Regions from separate parts of the Homo sapiens genome. Here region 1 is linked to region 2. The links are chromatin loops, found by intact Hi-C in ENCODE. Cell type or tissue: CD14-positive monocyte. All regions are shown on one strand. Links, peaks and the distances in the headings refer to the core of each region. The heading gives the core; the rest is flanking DNA.

What was found. Peaks named below come from ENCODE experiments on the same cell type or tissue, not always from the same donor. Only the 100,000 strongest peaks of a DNase experiment are listed, where the experiment ranks them.
Region 1: it touches region 2 in a loop (1.8-fold over the local background); 4 of 110 quality-filtered maps call a loop at or near these places.

What each region holds. Positions count from the first base shown.
Region 1 is chr16:79,180,406-79,191,791 of GRCh38, reverse strand. The region is part of intron 8 of WWOX (WW domain containing oxidoreductase); the gene reads right to left. Among named protein-coding and RNA genes, the nearest start is that of MAF, 410 kb to the left of the region's middle. In CD14-positive monocyte, for the core only: no CTCF peak of the experiment used is centred there; no DNase peak of the experiment used is centred there.
Region 2 is chr16:79,124,420-79,135,805 of GRCh38, reverse strand. The region is part of intron 8 of WWOX (WW domain containing oxidoreductase); the gene reads right to left. Among named protein-coding and RNA genes, the nearest start is that of MAF, 470 kb to the left of the region's middle. In CD14-positive monocyte, for the core only: no CTCF peak of the experiment used is centred there; DNase peaks (open chromatin) are centred at 5,895 and 7,845; H3K4me3 peaks cover 1,065 bases; H3K27ac peaks cover 1,054 bases.

The DNA of each region.
Region 1 (11,386 bases), core at 2,108-10,107, 55 kb before region 2:
TTATTCAGTGGATTTTCCAGTCACATCTCCCTGAGCTTGAGGCTCCACTACTTTTGGGTGAGCACACATTTGCCAGGTTGGGGTAGGTGGTATTTATTCTTTATCATGGCCTATTTGGTGCTTCTCTAGTTTGAAAACATTTCACTGCAGTCCAGCTAGGATTTGATAGAAACCTTCTCCAAATTATGTCTCAAATGATCATCAGTAATTGAGAAAAACGTGAGCTCCCACAGGACCTTCGACCAGCTAGAAGCAAAAACTTGGCTTTTATAAAGTAGCAGGAGAGGACAGCCCATTCTTTGTGCAGTTGTAGCTACTTTGAAATAAGCAAAATGTATGGAAATGCAAAGATAAAGGTGTTAGATTTAATAGAATCCATGTCCTGATGTCCACTTACTATCTCGGTGGCCTTTCTCTCCCATAAAGAGAAGTCATGGGCTGGGCGCGCTGGCTCACGCCTGTGATCCCAGCACTTTGGGAGGCAGAGGCGGGCAGATTGCCTGAGCTCAGGAGTTCGAGACCAGCCTGGGCAACACGGTGAAACCCTGTCTCTGCTAAAATACAAAAAAAATTAGCCAGGTGTGGTGGCAGGTGCCTGTAGTCCCAGCTACTCGGGAAGCTGAGGCAGAAGAATCGCTTGAACCCGAGAGGCGGAGGCTGCACTGAGCCAAGGTTGTGCCACTGCACTCCAGCCTGGGCGACACTGCAACAGAGCGAGACCCCGTCTCTTAAAAACAAACAAACAACAAAAAAAAGAAGTCATGCTTTGCTCATCTTCCCAGCATCTTATTATACACACATCACCTTTGATACATGATTTTATTTGAATGTGTAGACAAATGAGAGATTTAGCCACAATTCACAAAATTTAGGTAACACCAACTAATTAGCTGTCTAACTCAAGAGTCCTCAAATTTACCTGCAAAAGGGCAGATAGTAAATATTTTAGACTTTGCAGGCTCTACATTTATAAGTACTCAACTTTGCTACTGTAGTGCAAAAGCAGCCATAGACAATAGGTAAACAAATGCACCTGGCTGTGTTCCAATAAAACTTTATTTACAAAAACAAACAGCAGGCAGGATTTGGTCCATGAACTGTAGTTGGCAGAGCCCTCTTCTACCTAATGCCAAGTAGTTAATCATCTAAGTAACACCAACTAGTTCATCTTCTGAATGAGTTCCCTCCCTTGACAAAATGGACTTGACATTTGACTGAACTGTCGTGCCAGTTTAATCCAAGTTGGAAACGTGAAGTGAATTTCAGTGGAGCCAGAGGGTGTGAGGCCTCTCTCTTGGGGCCTCTCTGTAGCGGGGTAAGGCCTCTGTGGGTCTGAATTTTCAGAGACCTACGAATATTCCAAAGTCCAGTGGTCTTTGGAATTCATATCCAGACCTTAGGCAGGAATCTACGCCTAATAGCTACACGCTAATTCCCGATTTTTTTTTTCCATAAAAAAGGATATGAGGCCGGGCACGGTGGCTCACGCCTGTAATCCCAGCACTGTGAGAGGCTGAGGCAGGCAGATCACTTGAGGTCAGGAGTTCGAGACCAGCCTGGCCAACACGGTGAAACCCTGTCTTTACTAAAAATACAAAAGTTAGCCAGGCGTGGTGTTGCACACCTAAAATCCCAGCTACTCGGGAGGCTGAGGCAGAAGAATTGCTTTAACCTGGGAGACTGAGGTTGCAGTGAGCCGAGATCACACCGCCGCCCTGGGCGACTCAGTGAGACTCTGTCTCAAAAAATAATAATAATAATTAAAAAACAAGGCGTTATGAAAACATTTCCATGGGAAGATGATAAAATAATGGAGCAATCAAATGCTTCCAAATTAATATCTTTATCCCCCCCCCCTTCCCCACCCCATACCAGCTGTCACCTAAAACTAGGTAGAATATGAAACCACTGGAAGTTTTTAAGGAGTTAAACTACCTACTAAAATCACTCAGCTCCTATCAATTGCAAGATGCCAAATAAATATCCCCCCCCTCCCACCGGGAGCAGGTAACAACTGTGTATTCGCAATTTCAGGACAGCCAAGCAAATGAACACGGCGGGATGAAACCCCTCCCTTGCTCCATTTCTTATCTCTCCTAGCTAACATCTATTGTCAAAAGATAACCTCAAACCCCTTAGATTAGAACAGAAATTACTAGAAATAATTATTCCTCAAAAATATGCTTTCCTAGGCTGGGCACAGTGGCTCATGCAGGTAATCCTAGCACTTTGAGAGGCCAAGGTAGGAGGATCGCTTGAAGCTAGGAGTTTGAGACCGGCCTGGCCAACACAGTGAGACCCTGTCTCTACAAAACACACACACACACACACACACACACACACACACACACACACACACACACACACAAAGCTGGGAGTGGTGGTGCATGCCTGTAGTCCCAGCTACTCGGGAGGCTGAGACAGGAGGATCACCTAAGCCTGGGAAGTCGAGGCTGCAGTGAGCCACAATGGTGACACTGTACTCCAGCCTGGGTGACAAAGTGAGATCCTGTCTCAGAAAAAACAAAAAGAAAAAAAAAAGAAATAGGCTTTCCTAATAGATGCCTGTTCCAAATGCTCAGGCAATTTTTCCAAAATTAAATGCCATTATGGAAGACGACAGACCATGCTGGAAACAGAAAGTCCAATGTCCCAGGGGCAATACCATCTCTCTCCCTAGGTTTCTAGCAGACAAGTTTTTGTCTTTCTCTATATATACACGTATCTGTATTTTTTTTCTTTTCTTTTTCACCTGCAAATCTCTGTCAACTCTTCCACACAGAATCCAAAAGCTTTCCACTATGTGTCACAATATAGATTTGCATGCAATAAAGACTATAATTATTGAGCATTTATGAGAAGTAATATTTTCCCTCTGGTGCATGTTAGCTCAGCTGCTCACACACAAGTGTGAATACTAATGCCTTCAGCTTACCTTGGCGCCACAGAAATGCAAGGTGAGAGAACCGAGCAGCCCCAGGAAAAGCAAACACTGAACCCCACCGTTGTCTGTAGGGAAGAATGTGGATTTCGAGGAGAACTTGGAAATAAAGGTGGCAATTCGCTTGCAGGATTTAAACATCAGGACTTTGTGCTAAGAGACTTGGAGGACCCAACCCAGCACATGCAACCAAGAGGTCTGCAGATCCTGCCTAGCAACAGATGGCTCAGAAGAAATGAATTGCTAGATAAACATTTAACTGAGAGTTTGACTTCGTAAGTGTGGAAATTAGGTGAAACAAAAGGAGAATGATTCTGAGGCATTCCAATTAGTCATCTGTGATTTCTCTGGCAATGCGTGCTGAACCTCCTACTGGTCCTGACATTCTCAAAGAAAGAAATTTTGGAAATCCGTGAAAGGAAATGTAAAGTATCTAAGAGAACTTTAGTAACACAGTTACCGAAAAAAGAGAGAGAGCATTTGCAAGGGAAATAGGTCTTGGCCACACCGGTCACGACTCAAAGCTGTGTCTAAAACCACAAACACGAGGCCAGCTTGAACGCCTGCCTCCACCGACATTTCCTTTTGGGTACAGAGGGCAAAAGTGTGTGTTTCCATTTTTATCCCATGCAGCACCACTACCGCCTCCCACCTTGTCCCTTCTCCCATCTCTGCTTCGTTTAGCTCAAGACTTCGTGGGTTTTCTTCTGTGGCACATTCCAGGAAGGAGATGAGAAAAATCAAAGTGACTCTACACTGTACTGCCCACAATTAGCAACCTCAGGGAAGAAAAGAGCATAACTACCCAGGAAGTGGGAGAAGGAATTTGTGTTTGAAGAGCACAGCTTGACTCCCCGTGCATGGGAGAGAGAGTGGACATTTCGAGATAAGAGGGAACATTATCAATCGTGCCTTGCCATCCATGCCTGGTGCACAGGAAGGACTCACAGCTCAGAAGAATTCATTCATAATTCTTTCTTTCTCTTCTCAAAAAATACAAGTGAAAGGGGGCCAGGCATGGTGGCTCACGCCTGTAATCCCAGCAATGTGGGAGGCCAAGGCCAGTGCATTGCTTGAGCCCAGGAGTTCGAGACCAGCCTGGCCAACATAGTGAAACCCCATCTCTACTAAAAATACAAAAATTAGCCAGGCATGGTGGCGCATGCCTGTAATCCCATCACTGTGGGAGGCTGAGGCAGGCCGATCACTTGAGGTCAGGAGTTCAAGACCAGCCTGGCCAACATGGTGAAACCCTGTCTCCACTAAAAATCAGCTGGGCGTGGTGGCGGTGTGCGGTGTGGAGGGGCCTGTAGTCCCAGCTACTTGGGAGGCTGAGGCAGGAGAATCGCTTGAACCTGGGAAATGGAGAATGCAGTCAGCAGAGATCACGCCGCTGCACTCCAGCCTGGGTGACAGAGCGATACTCTGTCTCAAAAACACAACAGAACAAAAGCAAGTGAAAGGAGTGGATTTCTAGTACCTGGTTCGTAGGGGCATAGGAGGTATTTGATCAATGCTTGTTAAATCCATGTTTGGGGGCACCACGATATTCTTTCTAGTAATAATAACCACTATAGATAAGCACGTTTAGCTTTCTCAAAAACTATGTGATAAGTGCTGATATTAACCCGTTTTACAGGGGAGGAAAATGAAGTACGCAGCATTTAAGTAACTTTCTCAAAGTCATTCAATTCGTAAGTGGTGGAGCTGGGATTTGAACCCAGGGGGTTCGGCTCAGTGTCTATGATTTTCTAATGACCCCCCTAACAAACACAATACCCAAAGAGTCATTCTACTTCCTGCTCTGCACATTTAGGGTGTTTTCTTTTACTGCACAATTTATATTTTCTCAAGCACTTCTGGCTTTTGAAATTCTTCATATTATGATATAGTGACACCTGTCACTCCACATGTCTACTTTTGGGCTTGGGAGTGAACATTCACTGCAGTGAGCATGTGGTGAAAAACCAATATGTTGAAAAACTGGCTGGGGGATGGGAGAAAAGGAGAAAAGGTGAGAAATGTGGACTAAGCTTCCCTGACCCCCAGTTTCCTCATTACTAGAAATGCTAGCGTGAGGATTGGAGAAAAATTCCCAGACTAATGTCCCAAGTATACTAGATACTTGAGGTATGGCAACTGTACTGTTTACAGGAGTGAGATGATTACTAGTATTACTTGTTATAGGTTGAATCATGTCCCGAAGAATATATGTTCAAGTCCCAACCGCCATTGCCTCAGAATGTGACGTTACTTGGAAATAGACATGTAATTAGATTGGAATACAGAGTTAAACAGTTAAGATGCAGTCAGACTGGAATAGGGTAGGCCCTTAATCCAATGTGACCAGTGTCCTGATAACAAAGGAGAAGAGATCCAGAAACACACAGGGAGAAGGCCGTGGGAGGACAGACGCAGAGGTCAGATAGTTGCAGCTGCAAGCCAGGAAACACCAAGCGTTGCCACTGAACCACCGGAAGCGAGAGGAGCAAGGAGAGTTCTCTAGAGAAGGAGCATGGCCCTGTCCACACTGTGGTCTCAGACGTCTGGCTTCTAGGACTGTGAGATAATATTCCTGTTGTTTGAAGCCCTCTAGGCTGTGCAGTTTGTTACAGCAGCCATGGGAAGCACACACTGAATTATTCCTGTTATCATCTGGCTCATGTCTCTTCTCAGCCACCCCAAATAAGTCAGCACAGTCCTGGATGTATCCTTTAGGAACATATGACCATCTGTGTGAACACAGAGGCCCACAGCCACAGGCAGAAAACACCCAACATCATTTTTTGACAATACAGGCCATGTGAAAAAGACTTCAGAAAATTCTCTGAATGTACCTTCTCAAGGCCAGCAGACATATTAATAATACACACACACACACACGCATGCACACACACACACACACAGACATGGCATCTGTTCTAAATGTATGCCTTACCGTATTTTTCCTAATATCAGGCCTCAGATATCTGAGCACTAAATTTATCTTTTTTATAGTACTTCCTAGAAAACAGATGAGTCCCTTCTCACACTAGGCAGTGTCCGATGCATTCTACCCTGAGAACCACACCCTCTCGTTTATCCTCACTCTCATTTCTTTCCTGATTCCCTTTAACCTGCCACCTTCTCTGCTCTCAAGACAACACAGAAGGAAATCTATGATGTCTTAGCACAGGCTCTGCCAAACGCTCATCGGCAGGTGTTTGACAAAAGGCCCTCCCTGCATCCTGACAACCCAAGCCGTGAAAGACAGACGCGCCTGTCTTTGACATGAGATCTGTGCGGCGAGCTCTCAATCCGTTCTGAGGCTACCTGGATGACAAATGGATCTTGGCTGGCCAGGGGGCAGGAGGTGTCACATCTCCTTTAACTAACAAGTAATATGTCCAAAAGTAATTGTTAAAGAAAAAAATTGTCTCCCAGTTAGAAAATATGGTCAAATACACTTTCAAGTATTACCTCTTTTTTCCCCTCAAACTGTAAATAAGTAGAGGTGAGAAGATGAACTGCCTGCCACCAAAGCGGAGGATGGGTTGAAATTTTGTTTTTTATTGAGACTGCCTCTGCTCTTATTGAAGAGAGGCAGTTTCCTGTCTGGTTCAGGGGGCTTCACCAGGAAATGATGCTATTTGGGACTGTAAGTCCAAGTATTCTGAAACTAGGAGAAAAGAAAAACAACTTTTCCCTATATTTCACAGAGGGAAGGGGCCTCTCCCCCTCAGCCATTCTCAATTCAATAGTTCAGTAAAATTCATCCACAGTTTTTCTTATCTCAAGACCTCTCAAATCACAAAAGGACCAGAAGGTGAGCGTTAATCAAATTATTTGTGTGTTTCCTGATTTTTATAAACAGCATAAATGTTTCATTGTCAGTGCTAGGGACAGACTCAACCTCATCCCTCTTTAAAATGTAAAGGAGAATCCCTACAGCCAATGATTATCCAAAAAAGTAACACGTTCTTGATTGTTCCTTGACTGATTCCTTTTTATCACCTTCCTCTGGAGCCAACTGTCTCACTGCCAAGAGCATGGGGAAATCAGAACTAAATTAGCTGGAGGAATTAACAACCCAAATTGCCATTGGTGCCTCCTCTTCAAACTCCTATCTTGGCTATTTGTCTTCCTAGACTCCCACTCTTCTGGGAAAGGTGGAAAATTCTCAGGGTCAGATATGAATCACCACGGGGTGGGAGACTTCACCAAGGCTGGATGCCATATTGACCCTCAGGAGAGGCAGGTACAGGCTGGCACTACAGGGCTGGAGCTTGGAGAGTTGCAGAGTGGGTGCACAACACCAGAGTCAGAGGCAGGGTCAGGGAAAGATGCTAAAATCCAAGTGGACAAGAGTTTGTCTTGTGCTTTTGGTCAGTCTGCAGCAAAGACAACAGAAACATACAAGGCGTGGAAATTGGTGGTCTGGTGAATTTCCTTACATGGTGACTGATTATTCCAGGTCTCTGCCCCCATGGACACACTTTGTTCCTACATGCATTGCCACTGTCTGTCACAGTGATGGGTGTTCAAAAGCATTTGTTGAATAAATGAATGGTAGGCTCTTTGTGCAAAGAAAATTGGACTCTTCTGTGTGGACTCTACAAACTAATAGTCTACACTGTTACTATAGACTGTTACACTAACTGCATCTGACTCAATGAATTTGAATTAGTCAATTCAACAGTTCTGAGCATTTGGGGGAGGGTTTAATTTACAATCCATTCAGAAGATTTTTCAGTGATTGTGCTGGCAATTGCTGCCACTTTTCCCCATTTTGAGTCCTTTTGACAATGTTCATGCTTGCCTCCTCCAGCAAAAGCACTAATAAAGGAGAGTTATAAAGATGCAGTCACAGAGGTGAGGAGAGTTGAGAAAGTGACAAGGGCAAAGGCAAGCACGACACCAAAGCGTGTTTTCTTCTGGAGTCATCTGAGTGGCAGGTCTCGAAGCTCTAAGTATAGAGACCAGAGCAGTGAGAAAAGGACTGAGTGACAGTGTTAGTGTGATGCAGAGATAAGAATACAAATTTGGGAGGCACAGAACCTTTGGTTCAAATTCCAGCTCTGGGACCTAGGGCAGATGATTTAACTTTTTGTGCCTCCATTTTCTCATCTGTAGAGTGGGTGCAATAGTAGAAACCACCTCCGTAGGTAATGGGTATTAAATGGGCTGAAACATGCAGAGTTCACACATAGTTATTTGATACATTTGTTATAATAATTATTATTGCCACTTAGTATGTTATTAAGTATAAGGAACACACTGATTTACTCACAGCACTGGAGAGGGAGAGTAAGAATACAGTAAATTAGCACAATGATTATGGTTGGATGCCAATTCAGAGACACAGAAAAAAATAAAATGTGTATCTTCCAAAAGCAGAAATAAGACATTTAATCTCTTTGAGCCTAAGCTTTTATGTCTGCTCACAGGGCAGTTCTGAACGTCATCTGCGCTAGCATTTCATAGCACGGTGGCTGACAAAATGCATCTTCTTTTCTTGTGTCCCTCCCTCCTCTCATTTTTTTCCTTCTGGGAGGACAAAGACTAGAAGGTTGAAGGTGCTATGCAAGCCTCACAGGGAGCCTTGACCTTGTACCTACATTAGGTTTGCAAGAAAAGGAAAAGAGTCTAGCTGGTCAGCCACAGACAGTGGGCAAGGCTAGCCCTGCCTCATGGTGCCTGCCACCTGCTCTGCTCACGCCTTCTCCCCTCGGCTTGGGTCTTCCCGGTGTGGTTCCACCTGCATGAAGGCCAGCAGTGGAGTACCCATAGTGGGTTGCCAGAGAAGAGCACCCCAACATGGAAGACGGCAGGGGTGACCCCTCCTGAAATATGTGTGTCAGACGAGGGCCACCACTATGCTGACCCGCCTAGTACATGTCTTTACCTTCTTAGTCCTGCTGCCTTAAAAGAGCTCCCTCAGCCTACTTTCTGAGGATGCTCATCAGCCCAGAAGGCTTTTGTTAAATATGTCTTTGCCTAGCTGGAATTACGGAAAACAGAAACACACCCACCCACATATATTTCTGTAACACACACACAGTGCTCGTTCTGTGCCAGGCACGAAGTGTCTCAGAAATAGTGACTCATTTACTCCTCATAACAAAACTATGCAGTAAAAACTATAATTATCCCATATTTATAGTAAAATAAAGGCATAAAGAGGTTAATAACTTGCCCGGTGTCACAAGCTTGCAAGAGGAGGGGTCAGGATTTGAACCCAGGCCTTCTGACTCCAGAATCTTGGCTTTTAAACACCCTGATATTCTACTTTAAAAGCACAAATAACCCCACCAACCCCATTATAACAGGCCCCGCTAATTACTTTCCCTCCTTCTGATCCCTTCCAATCCCAGTGAAGAATCACTGCATTCTCAGAGAGTTCTTACACCAAAAGCCCATAAACAAAGATGGCACATATTTAGATAACATATATTAACGGGATAAGGAAAAATATAGATGTGAATATCGAGACCAAGGGCTGACATGTTAAAAAGGGAAGTAGGGAGACACAAAAGGCATTTCCGGTCGTTTTGATGACAACATGGCGCTGGTATATCATGGGGCAGGGCCAGGAATCCTGGATACCCTACAGTGTGCAGTACAAAGACGTGTACAGCCCCAGATGCTAATGGTGCCTGAGTCAGGTGACACAGGGCATGACCTGAAGATGAAAACGAACCACCAGAAAGAACAAGAGTCCCTCCCTTGCCACCGAGAAGTAATGCTCTAATGTCTCCAGCTGGCTGGTGTGAGCAGGAATCATCCTTTGGGTAGGGTGGGGATGTTGGAAGGTTCCCCTGCGGTACCCTTCAGCACACGATAACCTGTCTGCTGCAGAATCCACAAACTGCCCCGGGATTGTCAGAAGGTTCACTAATGAGCTGTGGTGAGGCTGGATAAAGCTTTCAAACGAATGATGTTTGTAAAATTATATTAATAACAATGCTCTATCCCAGTGGGGAACAGAATTATTCCTAGGGTTTATGCTGTGGTTTGTAAAATGCTACAGCTGCAAATGGATGAAACATGCAGCCTAAACCTGCAGTGGGATTGTTTGCAGGCTGAGATTTAAAAGACCTCTCCATTTGTGACCTCCGACCCAGTAATTCCACTTCTAGAACTCCAAGTATGTCAAAAGAAGGAAAAAGAGCCATGCAGAAAGATGTTCATCTCAGCATTATTTATCAAAGCAAAGAACTGGATACCACCCAAAGGCTGAGTAATAAGGGGGATGTTAAGCAAACTTTGGTACAACTATATGATGAAGTGCTTCCAGCCAATTAAAAAAAAAACCCCTACCAAGAGTTTTCAACAATACGAGGAAATCGTTCTGCATAGTGTTAAGTAAAACCACAGGATACAAAATTATGTCACCTGACCTTTGACTCAGAAATCCCATCTGTCCTACAAAATTAAAACCAGCAGTATATAATAACATATATTGCTGTAGTATTCATAAGGGCTAAAACAACAATAATATCAAAATTGAAAAGAAATGGAATGCCCATAAACAGAGGAATGATTGATTTAATTAGGGCTACTCCACAGCACAGAGCAGTATGCAAGCATTTTTAAAAATTTTTGTTTGATCTATACGTGTTCCGTATGTCTTGACCAAATAAAGCAAGTTTTAAAATAATGGACAAAATATTACGCTATTAAGTCACATACATTCCACTCCTATAGTGCATGTATAATCTGCATGTTTGCACGGTCACAGAAGGTCCAAAATTGCCACTTAGCAAAGGGAAGAGGTAGAGCATAAATTACGAGCGTTTTCTTCTTATATATTCATATTGTTTGACTTATTTAAATGAGCATGTATTAACTTAATAATGTAAAAAATCTAATACGCTAAAAAATCAGACATACAATATGATCTCAACTGTATTAAAATGCATGTGCCTGGAATAGGGAAAAAGACCAGACACAAATGTCCTTGTATGTAGCAGTGGTTATTATTAAGTATTGGAATTAGAAACAGTAGCAATTTTGTCAAGGTTTCTTGCATTTTCCTAGTTTTTCATTTTGTATATCTATATTAGGTTTCTATTCAGAGTGGATAAATGGATTGATGAATGGATGGATGGATGGATAGATGAATAGATATACACAGACAGATAGACAGGGAGACAAGAAAGGAATGAAGAAATGGAGGGAGGGAGGGAGAAAGAGAGAGAGAAGAGAGAGAAAGAAGAAGAGAAAAAGAAAGAAGCAAATTAAGCAATTGAATGAATGACTGACCTTCCTTTTCTCTTTCCACTTCTTCAGGGTTTCTAAGGTTCCTATTTCCCCAATTCCTCCTGCCCCTATCTCCTTCCCACATTTGAGGGTCCACAAGGAGGCTCACGAAGACACACAGCTGAGCCTGGTTACAGAGGCAGCACCATCACCACCCCAGGCTTTATGTCCATTTTATAATGGGTGAAACCCTCTGGAATTAAT
Region 2 (11,386 bases), core at 1,061-9,060:
ATTACAATGTAAAATTAAGAAATAATGGTGAGGATTTTTTTTACACGACTGATAGCTATATTATTTTTTTAAAATGGTAATACTCCAAATCAGCATCTGTGTGTTACACAGACACTTAGATTTGGTGGGTGTGTGAATACATTTTGGGAGGTCAATACTGAAATATCTGTTAAAAATTTGAAGTACATCTCATTGGTCCACAATTGAATTTCTAGGAATATACTCTACCTATTGATGTATATGTCAAAGAAAGTCAAGGTATAAGCTGAAATGCAACTTATAATATGCAAAGATTAGAAATAACTTAAATCTCTTTTAATAGATGGATAGATGAATAGATTTATATTAAAATTATTTAACAGATTTATTACATAAGTAAATGATGGTGAAGACAGACAATGGGATAACAGGCAGCCTTTTAAAAGAATTAACTAAATATACAGAAATGAAAATAAATGTAATCCATAAAATTATGGGAAAAGGAAAGGTATAGAACAATGTATATAAATCAAGACATACATGTAAATTAACAAGTGTACTCATACACAAAATATGAATGCATATTTATGAGTATGCATATTTACGTGTATGGATCAAAAATAAATATTTTTTTCTAGCAAGGTTAACAATACACTGTCAACAGTGGTTATTTTGGAGGTATAAGAAGAAAACATTTCCTGAGAAGAAGAAAAAAATTGTTAGAAAATTCAAGCCACAGTGAAAAACAATGTTTATGTATTATTTGTATATATTTTTTATTTATAAGAGAGAAAAATTAATCCAATGAACAGCATAAGCCCTCATTTCAATTTCAAATCATCCTAATTTTCAAATGTATGTAGCTCCTGTCTGCAAACACATACCCTGTTTGGAACTCATTATTGGTGGCATTCACTCCACTTTGCTACAGAACACCTTCCAGTGGGAATGCAGTTGCTTTCTCCTTTCCAAGCCACCCCTGGTGGGGACCCATTAGGCCATCCCGTGTCAAATGAAAAGAAACAGGCAACTGGAGCCATCCCTGGGTGGATTTCTAAATCCCCTGGCTAAGTACTGTACAGACTTAGCTGAGTTACTTCATTTCTCTGAGCCCCAAGTCCCTTCATGACATGTCTATAAGAATGTCCTTGTGAAGAAATCGCGACCTAAATGTGTATATGTTTCTGTGTGTGTCTGTATGTGTGGGTGTGGGTGTCTGTATGTGTCTGCATTTATAAAAAATCTACTGTGGAGTTCTAATAAGTAAGCAGCAATGAGGAAGAGGCCCCAGGTAGGAGTGGGCCCCGGGTAGGGAAGAACAACAAACAATCCGCAGGCACAATGACCTCGACCTCATTCTGCACATAGCTCCCTCCAACAGGACCCTGTATAACTTCAGTCCCTCCAGCCCCTGCCTCTTTGCAGACAGCCCCTTCCATGCTGGGCTGCCTGTTGCAACCTTACAGTGTACTTTCTTATCTTCTCCAATAAATCCACCTTTCTTTACCTACAACTGTCTTGGTGAATCCTTTACTGCCTGTGCCACCAGTCCCAGATAGTGACTACCTGCAACATGTACTGCCCTCAGCAGTTATTTATAACAAATTGGATTCTTTCTTTTTCCTTTGTAAGAAAATTAAAGAGAAAAAAAAATCATAAGATAATCCCAATTATTCCCTCCACTGAGAATAGCAAAATGTGACCTCACCCAGATCAGCATATTTTTAAAAAAAAACACAGGCCCATTCTTCATAGTGACAACCAAACCTCTATGGCCATAGCAGGAAGAAACAAACTCTTCCTACATGCTTGCTTAGATAGTCCAGCATGAGATCCTGGCTCACATATTTGCTCCTTAAATTTTTCTTCTTGAGGACTTGCCTGAATTCACTGAGTATTATATTAATCTCTTCCCTGACAAATGCCCCCAAAAAAATCTACCTCCAAGATTTTGCACATTTTTTGTGCCAAGCCTTTGAAAAAAACATTTACTGAGGATTGACCAATGTCATTTCATTACATCCTGCATTTCCCCTCAATTCTATACGCCTAGTTAAGTAATACGTTTGACCAGCCACCATTAGGAAAACTTCTTCAGCTGGTAGAACACTTGCTGGCTTTTAAAATTACTGATACAATATACAACTCCCCAGTGCAGGCCACCGGCAAGGACAGCAGAAATATAAAGTAGCACTTAGCTTTTATAAGGCCACATTCTACATCTTCAAAAAGACTGCACCTTGCACTCCATTAAAATAATAAAGAAACAGAATGAAGGAAAAAGAAAAGAACATTTAAGGACCTGAAGTTTAAATATACTAAAATGAGAACCACCTGTTCTGTACTTTACTGTTAGAGACCGTACTCGTTCTGTGTAAGGATTTCTTACCCTTTCTGCAATATGAATGTGTGTCATAGTTTATATTGACATCAATCTTTGCTCCCATTTAAGGAACTGATATTGGGTTCCCCGTTAATGTTGAGGGGGACCTCAAATTTGGCAAGGTGGAAAATTGTTAAGTGGCGTCTCATTGACGAAAGTAAAGGGCTGTGATCTGAAGGGGAAGGTCAGAAGATGAAGGGCAGGAGGAACCATGAAATGCGTTTCATTAGATCAATAAAATGTATGACTTCACTCGCTTAATTACATAAATAAAGTTGTTAAAAAGAAAATAAACTCGGGCACACACCATGCTAAATTAGCAGGGGCTTTATGTAAGACGAAGAAACTAGAAACAACCCTAGAAAGGTCACTTGCATGTATGTGTTTTCTTTTCAAAAGCTTCATGCAAAGCCAGAAGGAAAATCTCACAGAGCTGTGTGCCTGCCAGGACTGGTAAGATCCAAGTGACAGAACAGACCCAGGCAAGATCGAGGAGGCGAAACTCAGATCAGCCAAGAAGCCCCACCACTAATCCAGTGCTCCATCCATCTGGTTTAAATCGTGGTTTGAAGCATATTTATGTGATAAAGAATTAAAGCTGTTTCTCTTGGCCACCTAAATAATTGGGACACTCTCTTTTGAAAAGTCATTGACATCAGTACAAGCATATTCAAAACTGAATTTAGAATTAAAGAGGCTTGAGTGTGCTTAACTTTTTTAAAGTATGCCAGAGCCTCTTTCCAAAGTTTTTTTTAAGCGACAATATAAGTAATAACTTAGCAAGGTCCTAAGGGATTTATTCTTGTTTTAAAAAAAGAAAAGCGATGTTTGAGGGAAAAAGAGAGACACAGAGAAACCAGACAGAGAGCAAATGGAAAGGTTGCTGCTATCGAGATCAAGAAACAAACTCAGAATATTCCTGAAAAGACTACCTCCCAATCATCTGAAACGTGGCAAGTAACTCTCCCAAATAAGTACCATTATTTTAATCACGAAACACTATTTCTGTAACACTGGCTGTGGCTTTATTTAGGTTGTCTCTCATGAAGCGTTAGACAAAGAGAAAACTATTCTTGAGCAAAATCCACCAACCGGAAGTCCCAATACTGGGACCTAACAAAATCTTGCCTGAAATCAAAGCCTAGGTGCCCTCTTCCAGCTTCACCACTGCTGCCTTTTTATGTAAAATGTAACTTATAAAGTCAACTAAAGTTCCAGCAGCAATGATTTAAATATGATTGCTTTCCAAGTACAGGGATGTAGGACGTAGGAAGGGGTGTGTGTGTGTGTGTGTGTGTGTGTGTGTGTGTGTGTGTTTCTGCAAGTGTTGGGTGGGAGAGTGATACGGTTTGACTCTGTGTCCCCACCCAAATCTCATCTTGTATCTCCCATAATTCCCATGTGTTATGGAAGGGACCTGGAGGGAGACAACTGAATCATGGGGGTGGGTCTTTCCTGTACTATTCTCATGATAGTGAATAAGTCTCGTGAGATCTGATGGTTTTAAAAACAGGGGTTTCCCTGAACAAGCTCACTCTCTTTGCCTGCTGCCATCCGTGTAAGACGTGACTTGCTCCTCCTTGCCTTCCACCATGATTGTAAGGCTTCCCCAGCAATATGGAACTGTAAGTCCATTAAACCGATTTTTCTTCCCAGGCTAGGGTATGTTTTTATCAAGCAGTGTGAAAATGGACTAATACAAGGAGTAAAGAGATATACTGCTGCTTGATCACCCATGTCCTGTTTTTGAAAAGTTAAGACACCCTGTGTTAATTCACTGATGCTGACACCATGGCAGAGATAAAGCCTCAATATATATCCTTCCAGTGTGACTTTAACTATGACAAGGTTATCACTTAATACACCATCATTCAAGAGTTGATTTACTGGCTCCTGGGTGTCCCCGTCTTGCACTCAACTCTCAACTTTCCTGGGACTAGGACATTCAGGGGTATTGCTTAACATTTCATAAATTGCATAAGAGTATGTGATAGATCTAATTTCCATAAATGAACACAAACAACATTTTTTTTCCCTCCGAATCAGGAGGGAAAAAAAGACCTCAAAGCCTCCTGCTTTTCAGGCTCTCTTTGTGTCCTCATGTGCAAACTAATTTTTTCCAAGCACATAACTCACTCAAGGATCCATGCCTCTTGGGAGTACAGCTTCTTCTTTTGCTTCTAATATTTTGTGTCTCACTCTCACAAATGGCCCTGGAGGAAGGGAGAGACCAGCAGTCTTCTTGCTGAATCACCTTGCTTGTTACATGCAGAGGAGAGCTCATCCCTGCTTGGGAAGGAAGGCCCGGGAGGCAGGGGCAGCATGGAGTCTGTCCAACTCTCACAGAAAGCCCACTTTTCAGGAGTGAAATCAAACAAAAAAAGAGAAGCCTGCTGGTCATTGTGTGTTCTGGTTGTGATATAACTTCATCCAAAAAAGGATTATGTCAATGTTCTTTTTATGATATCCCACACATCTCACTAGTTTCACTTATGGCCAACAATGCAGTGGTCTCTTCGGTTGGCATGCAGCCATTTCCCCCTTTTCTATTTCAAGGGTCACAGGGCCCCCTTGGCTCACACACCCGCAGTAGCTCCGCACTGTGCGGAGAACATGGAAATCTCAAAGAACTGCTGGGGAGCATATGTACTTGATCACAGCCCAACAAGATGAAGACTCTGCATCTGTAATACATTGTGGCGATTACAAGTCAAATCTGGAAGGACGCCAGTACCGCAGCACTTCATTAGGGTCTAATTAGTCATTGTTTCTTGTTGCCCTGGGTTAATTTGTTCTTGGCTTCCTAAGTGATCAGCATAGGAGTTTCAACTCCATGGGGGCAACCTCAATGTCCCTGGAGTCTTCTGAGCAATGTAAGATTACCAGGATGTGAATGTACAGGTTCCACAGTCCTTGAGTCCTGATCTCTGGAGTCTCAAGACTCAGCTCAAAGGACATCTTCTCTCTGAGGCCTTTACTAACCCTGTTTTTACGTAGAACTGACCCTACCCTCCTCATGATCTGTGCTGTACTTCATACTGTCTTTTGTGCCTATAATACTAATGCACTATTTATTAGTTGTATTAATCATCATGCTGTATGTTATTTTATATTTAATTATCCAATGAAAACAATATATTTTGAGGTCTAAGTGGCAGGCACTATGCTAAGCACTTTATATAGAAATTATTTTGTCCCCTCTGTTGTATGTGGTACTGAAGGAAGAGACAAGAGCACAGGTTCAGGAATCAGACACTCTGGGTTTGAAATCCCAACTCCACCAGCCTGTGACTGTGAGCTTGGGCAAATTCCCTTTCTATTACACATCTCATCTGTAACACACAGATGGAAATAAAAATGGCAACCTTACACGGTTATTCCAATAAATACACCCATTAATTAATGAAAACTGCTAACAAGGAGTAAGCTCTCTGTAAATATTAGCTGTTTTTATTACCTCTATTTTACAGATGAGGAAACGGAGACTTAAAGTGGCAAAGTGGTAAAGGGACCTACCAAAGATGACTCAGCCAGTGAACAGCGACGCTTACACTTCACTCCAGGGAGCCTGACCCCTGCCTGTGTGCTCAGCACCAATTTGACCCAGGCTGTCACCCTCCTTCGACTGGTCCATGAGCTCTTTGAGGGATGGACTGTGACTGTCTTTGAATGAGCTAGATAATTCAATGCATGGATTGAATAATTTATTTATTAATGGCTTTAGATTTTAATAAATCATAGGCACAGTGCCAGGCATGGAATGCAGTCCATAAAGGAATGTTGGGATGCAACTAATGTGAAATGAATTTCATTTGAGAATTTATTTTCAGTGTATGCTTTGCTTGTCCCTGCAAATATACCAGGTAGAGGTAATCCTAATTATTTAAGCATAAATACAGCAGTCTTTCGGAATAAACCGCCATTTTCTGCAGCTTAAACCTAATGTATGTAGCTTTTAAAACACAATCATGTACTCCTTTATTAATAAACTTTTTACACATTTTAAGTGGTTTTTCTCCCGTGTTTGATAGATACATCAAGATCGTTCCATACGAGATAGACTGCATCATAACAAATTTTAAGGCACTGAGAGGTGTGTGACTATGTGCATAACGAACATATCAGGAAGTGTGCCCCCCTCATTTATACAATCTTTTAATATTGGGCAGCACGCTAAAACTACATCTCTATTTTGCGTTGGAGGTTTTCCAATCCTAGGCCCTGATGGTCTCTCCCCACCTTCTCTTAGACTTGTCTTGATACTTGATGAAGTTCAAATGCTTGAACAGTGCCTACTGAGATACAGGAGGCAACATTTTATAACTACCGTTGTTTGCAAGCATTCCTATCAAGATCCATACTTGCAAACTCTCAGCATAAAAGAAGAAACAGAGTTCTGTGTCAGGACAATGAACTTGGACTGTTGTTTACCAGCAAATGGAAAACAACATTTCTAACCCAGAGAAGGGACGCTTGGCCCCCTTTGGTGATGCCTCAGCTCCCTTCACACTGGGCAACAATGGCACCTTTGTGCGGGTTGTGGGATCGTGACACCAGTCAGGCCTTACTGCTTGGGCAACTGAATCACAACCTTCATACTCTGCAGAGTGTTCTAGTCCCATTGTGAACAAAATATGTAAGGAGACCTAGCCTCCGCCCCCGGCTCTGTTATCCCTGACTTCAGATTGAATCCTACTGGCTTACAAATGCACTTTTCAAACCTTGGCAAATTCACCCCAACACTTTAGAAATAAGTAGGATGCTGTTAAAACATTAGAATTCCTCAGTTGAGTGAAATCATTCTTTGGAAATAAATGCCCAGACCCTTCTGTGCCACTGCATTTGCTACTGAAATCAAACCGTTATAAAGCTCAGGATTTAAAGTTAACCTGGGTCCAAGACATGGTACCATTCCTTAATAGCTGTGTGACCTTGGCCAAGTTATTTAACCTCTCTGAGCCTTAATTTTCTTACCTGTAACAGGGGGATGATAATGACTTTACAGGGTTGCTGAAAGTGTTAAAAGGACAAATTTGGGGTTTAGTGTTTTTTTTTTTGTTTTTTGTTTTTTGTTTTTCACACTTCTAAGACCTATTTTTTTTTTAACTCTTAGCTATTAGGGGACGTTGTACTAACAAAATTAGTGTTTGTCTGAACACACGTGGATTGGAAGTGATAGGAAAGATTTCTCCAATGGGATCAGGAGTAAGTGACATTGCCACAAACAACATTAAGCTTTTGCTCAAATGATTCTGGCAGGGCGTTTTATCTTCATCAAACCACAGCCATTGTCTTCTTCTTAAATCTCTTCTTCTCTCCTGGTCCTTACTGGATAATAACATCAGTGGGTGGTGGGGGATGGAGAAGGGGGTAACCAAATCATCAGCATCTCCCCTGCTCCATTCCTCACATCCAGTCACTCATCAATGATGGGTCTTTGCCATGCACTTTCTCTCTCTCTTGTTCCTCTATCAGACCAGGCCTTTGCGTAACTGTCATGTGGACTACTGCAAGTTGTACTGATTTCCTGCCCTGAATCCAATCTTCTCCTTCTTGCAGTCTAACTTCTGTGTCCCAACAAAATATTTCTCCTTAAAGCACATTTTGAGAGCATTCACTTGCACCTTCCCATCCACATGTACTCTCAGTCCACCCCTCCACCCAGCTACAAAGCATGGAGTCAGGAAATGCCACCCTAACTGTCGTATGTTGCTTAGTGGGAATGTAAATCAGAACAACCTCCGTAGAGGGCAATTTGGCAATATCTATGAAAACGACCGGAGTGCATACTCTCTCAGCCGATGCTGCTATTTCTAAGACTCAATCCTGCAAATACATGCATGCACGTGGGAAGCGATGTCGGTGCAAGGTTACACGTTGCGGCACAATTTGCAATAGCAAAAGGCTGGGAACAACCCAAATGTCTATCAATAGGGAATTGGTTCAATGAATTATGAAACATCCACACAGTGTAATACTCAGCAGTTGTTAAAAAATGAAGAAATAATTTATATGCTGATTTAGAACCATCTCTAAGATATATTGTCAAGCAAAAAGAGCAAGGTGTGTATAGCAAAGTGAAGGGGAGGGCAGAAGAATATACAAACATATTGCCTTGTAAATGCATAATAATGTCTAGAAGGATGCACCAGGAAATAACATCGGTTCAGAAGAGGAATTAGGTGCTAAAGGAAAGGGGTAGAGGGAGATTTTAACACACATAAAGAAAAACATAGGTGTGTGTGTGTATATGTATACAAGGATTTTATATATGCACATAGGTATATAAATATATATACATATACACCTTGTTTTTATCTTCTACTTTTGATTTTTGAACCATATAAAAGTATTACCTATTCAAAAATAAATATTTTATGTGTATATGTACATTTTTTAATCCTAATTTAAAAAAAAATAAAATTAAAGAAATAAGTTTAAAAAAAAAGCAGTGGCCACATAAGCCAGGCACCTATTTTCTGTCTTCTCTAGGCAACTGTGATACATAAATTACTTCCCACTCTCTCCTTTTCTCTGTCTTACACACAGAGGCTGTATTTACCTCCTCAAAATTCAGCTTTGAGCACAATTTCCTGTTCCAAAATTCCCTGTGGCTTTGCATGTCCTATAGGACATCCAGTCATTCTGCATGGAGTCTAAATTTATGTAGGCTGGAGTCTAAATTTCTTAGTCTAACCTTCAGGGTCCACCACTGACCCCTCAACTCAGTTTTCCAGCCTGTGCTCCATCACTGCTCCCTTGCTGTATTAGTCTGTTCTTACACTGCTACACAGAAATACCTGAGACTGGGTAGTTTATAAAGGAAAGAGGTTTAATTGACTCACCGTTTCACATGACTGGGGAGGCCTCAGGAAACTTACCACCATGGCAGAAGACGAAGGGGAAGCAAGAACCTTCTTCACAAGGCGGCAGGAGGGAGAATGAACACAGAACGAACTACCAAACACTTACAAAGCCATCAGATCTCATGACAACTCACTCACTAGCATGAGAACAGCATGGGGAAAACCACCCCCATGATCAAATTACCTCCACCTGGTCCCTCCTTTGACACGTGGGGATTACAATTCGAGATGACATTTGAGTTGGGACACAGAGCCAAATCATATCACTTGATCAGCTCCCAAAGCTAAATCACTCATGTTGACTAGGTGCTTACCCTTCTTACCTCTGTTTCCAGCATTCTGTCCTCCCAGCACCCCAAAGCCCAAGCTCTGCTTGGTTCCAAGCCTCAGCTCACATCCTCTTTCCCCATCACATCATCCAGAATGACAGCTCACCTCCATCCCCAAGCTGGAAGAAAGCCCCTTCTTCTGTGAAACTCCAGGGCACATTATGTTGCTTCCCTACCATATTTAACACAAGGGATCATAATTTTGTACATGTTTATCCATTCATTCAGTAAACATCTACTAAGCACCTACTGTATGTATGTACTGAAAGAGGTGTTAGAGTAAAAACACCACCAGCCGGATTCCTGCACTCACAGAGATGACAGTCTCCTGGAGAAGACAGATAGTAAAGAAACCACGCCTTCGACGATAATCTTTGATAATTTCAACATGGAGAAGTAAAAAGCTATGGCAAAAATGCTAATTGTTTGCTCAAAGCAACACCATAATGTTTCAATTTAGCACAAGGGGCTCTGAAGTCCAAAGAACCCATATTAAATCCTGGCACTGCCCCAAAGCTATGTTCCTCCAGATCAGGGATTCACAATGTCAACATTGTTGACACTTGGTCCATGGCCTGGGGGTTGGGGTTGCTCTAGAGTTATGGCCCAGAACTTGTCTCCTTGGGAGGATGCAGGAAGGGTCTTCATCCCAAGGGTCCAGCTACATTTGCCACACGGATGGATTCAAAAAGTTGGGACTCCCTACACTTGGATGTAGGAGTTGAAATGTCTATCATTTGAGCCTGGGCGTACTGGATCCCATAAAAATGCCACATGAAAGAAAGCGTAATTAAGAAGCTGTTACAATGTCAGGCTTCAGATAATGCACTCTCTTCAAAGGCTTATTTTGCACATCCCAAATTCTCCTCATAAACCATTTACTTTCCCATGCTATTGGACGCTATGAGCATTTAGGAAATGTTCTCAGGGTGTTTGAAATCAACAAGACAATTACGGAGGTTTGGAAGATTCTAAAATACAATCAACAGTACTCTGGAAATGCCAATCGAATTCTTGGCCTGGCAGACTACAGCTGTAATATACATCTATAAGGACATTTTAAGATGATGTTAAAATGAATATTCATCATTCTGAATTCCAGGATTTCTTTTCAAACTGAGAAATGGATAGAGGGATGGGCAGTCTCTAGCAGGATCTGCATATAGTTTGGGAGAAATTTATCCCTAAAAAAAAAAAAAAAGATGGGAAAATAGGTTTCAGAGTCAGACAGGCATGGATTATAATCCCAGCTGTGTAACAGAAATGAATGTGAATGATCTGGAGAAAATCATTAACTCTCTCAGAGCTTGGTTCTTCAGCTTGAAAATGAGGACAGTAATACCACCTTAAATTAAAATATGTAAGGGTCTGGCAAGATGTCTTTGCAAACCTTCATTTTCATTCCTCATCCCCTTTAGGGAACAGAGTCCAGACTCATTGGTTTATACTTTTATAAAGCTTGCAAAATTGCACACTTTCTAACCAATTTAGTTTCTCTTGACCAAAACACTTTAAGACACAAATGTTTCACATCTGTTTTGCTCCACTAAACAATATAAGCCCAACCCATCACCCTTCTTTTCTTGCCATCAACAGCCTCCCTGAACATATTCATCATTCCACAAGAAGTCTCGCTTAAAAATAAAGGCATTTCTTTCTATGGCTGGGACAGGGCCATGGAATGCACTTCGGGTATAACAAAAGATGCTGAATCTGAACAAGAATGAACTCAGTCCTAACGTGACAGGTCAGACAGAGCCGCCTTTGTGCCACACCACCCTCCTGCCCTGTCTTCCTTTCCCTTAACGTATCATGATGAGGAACCTCGG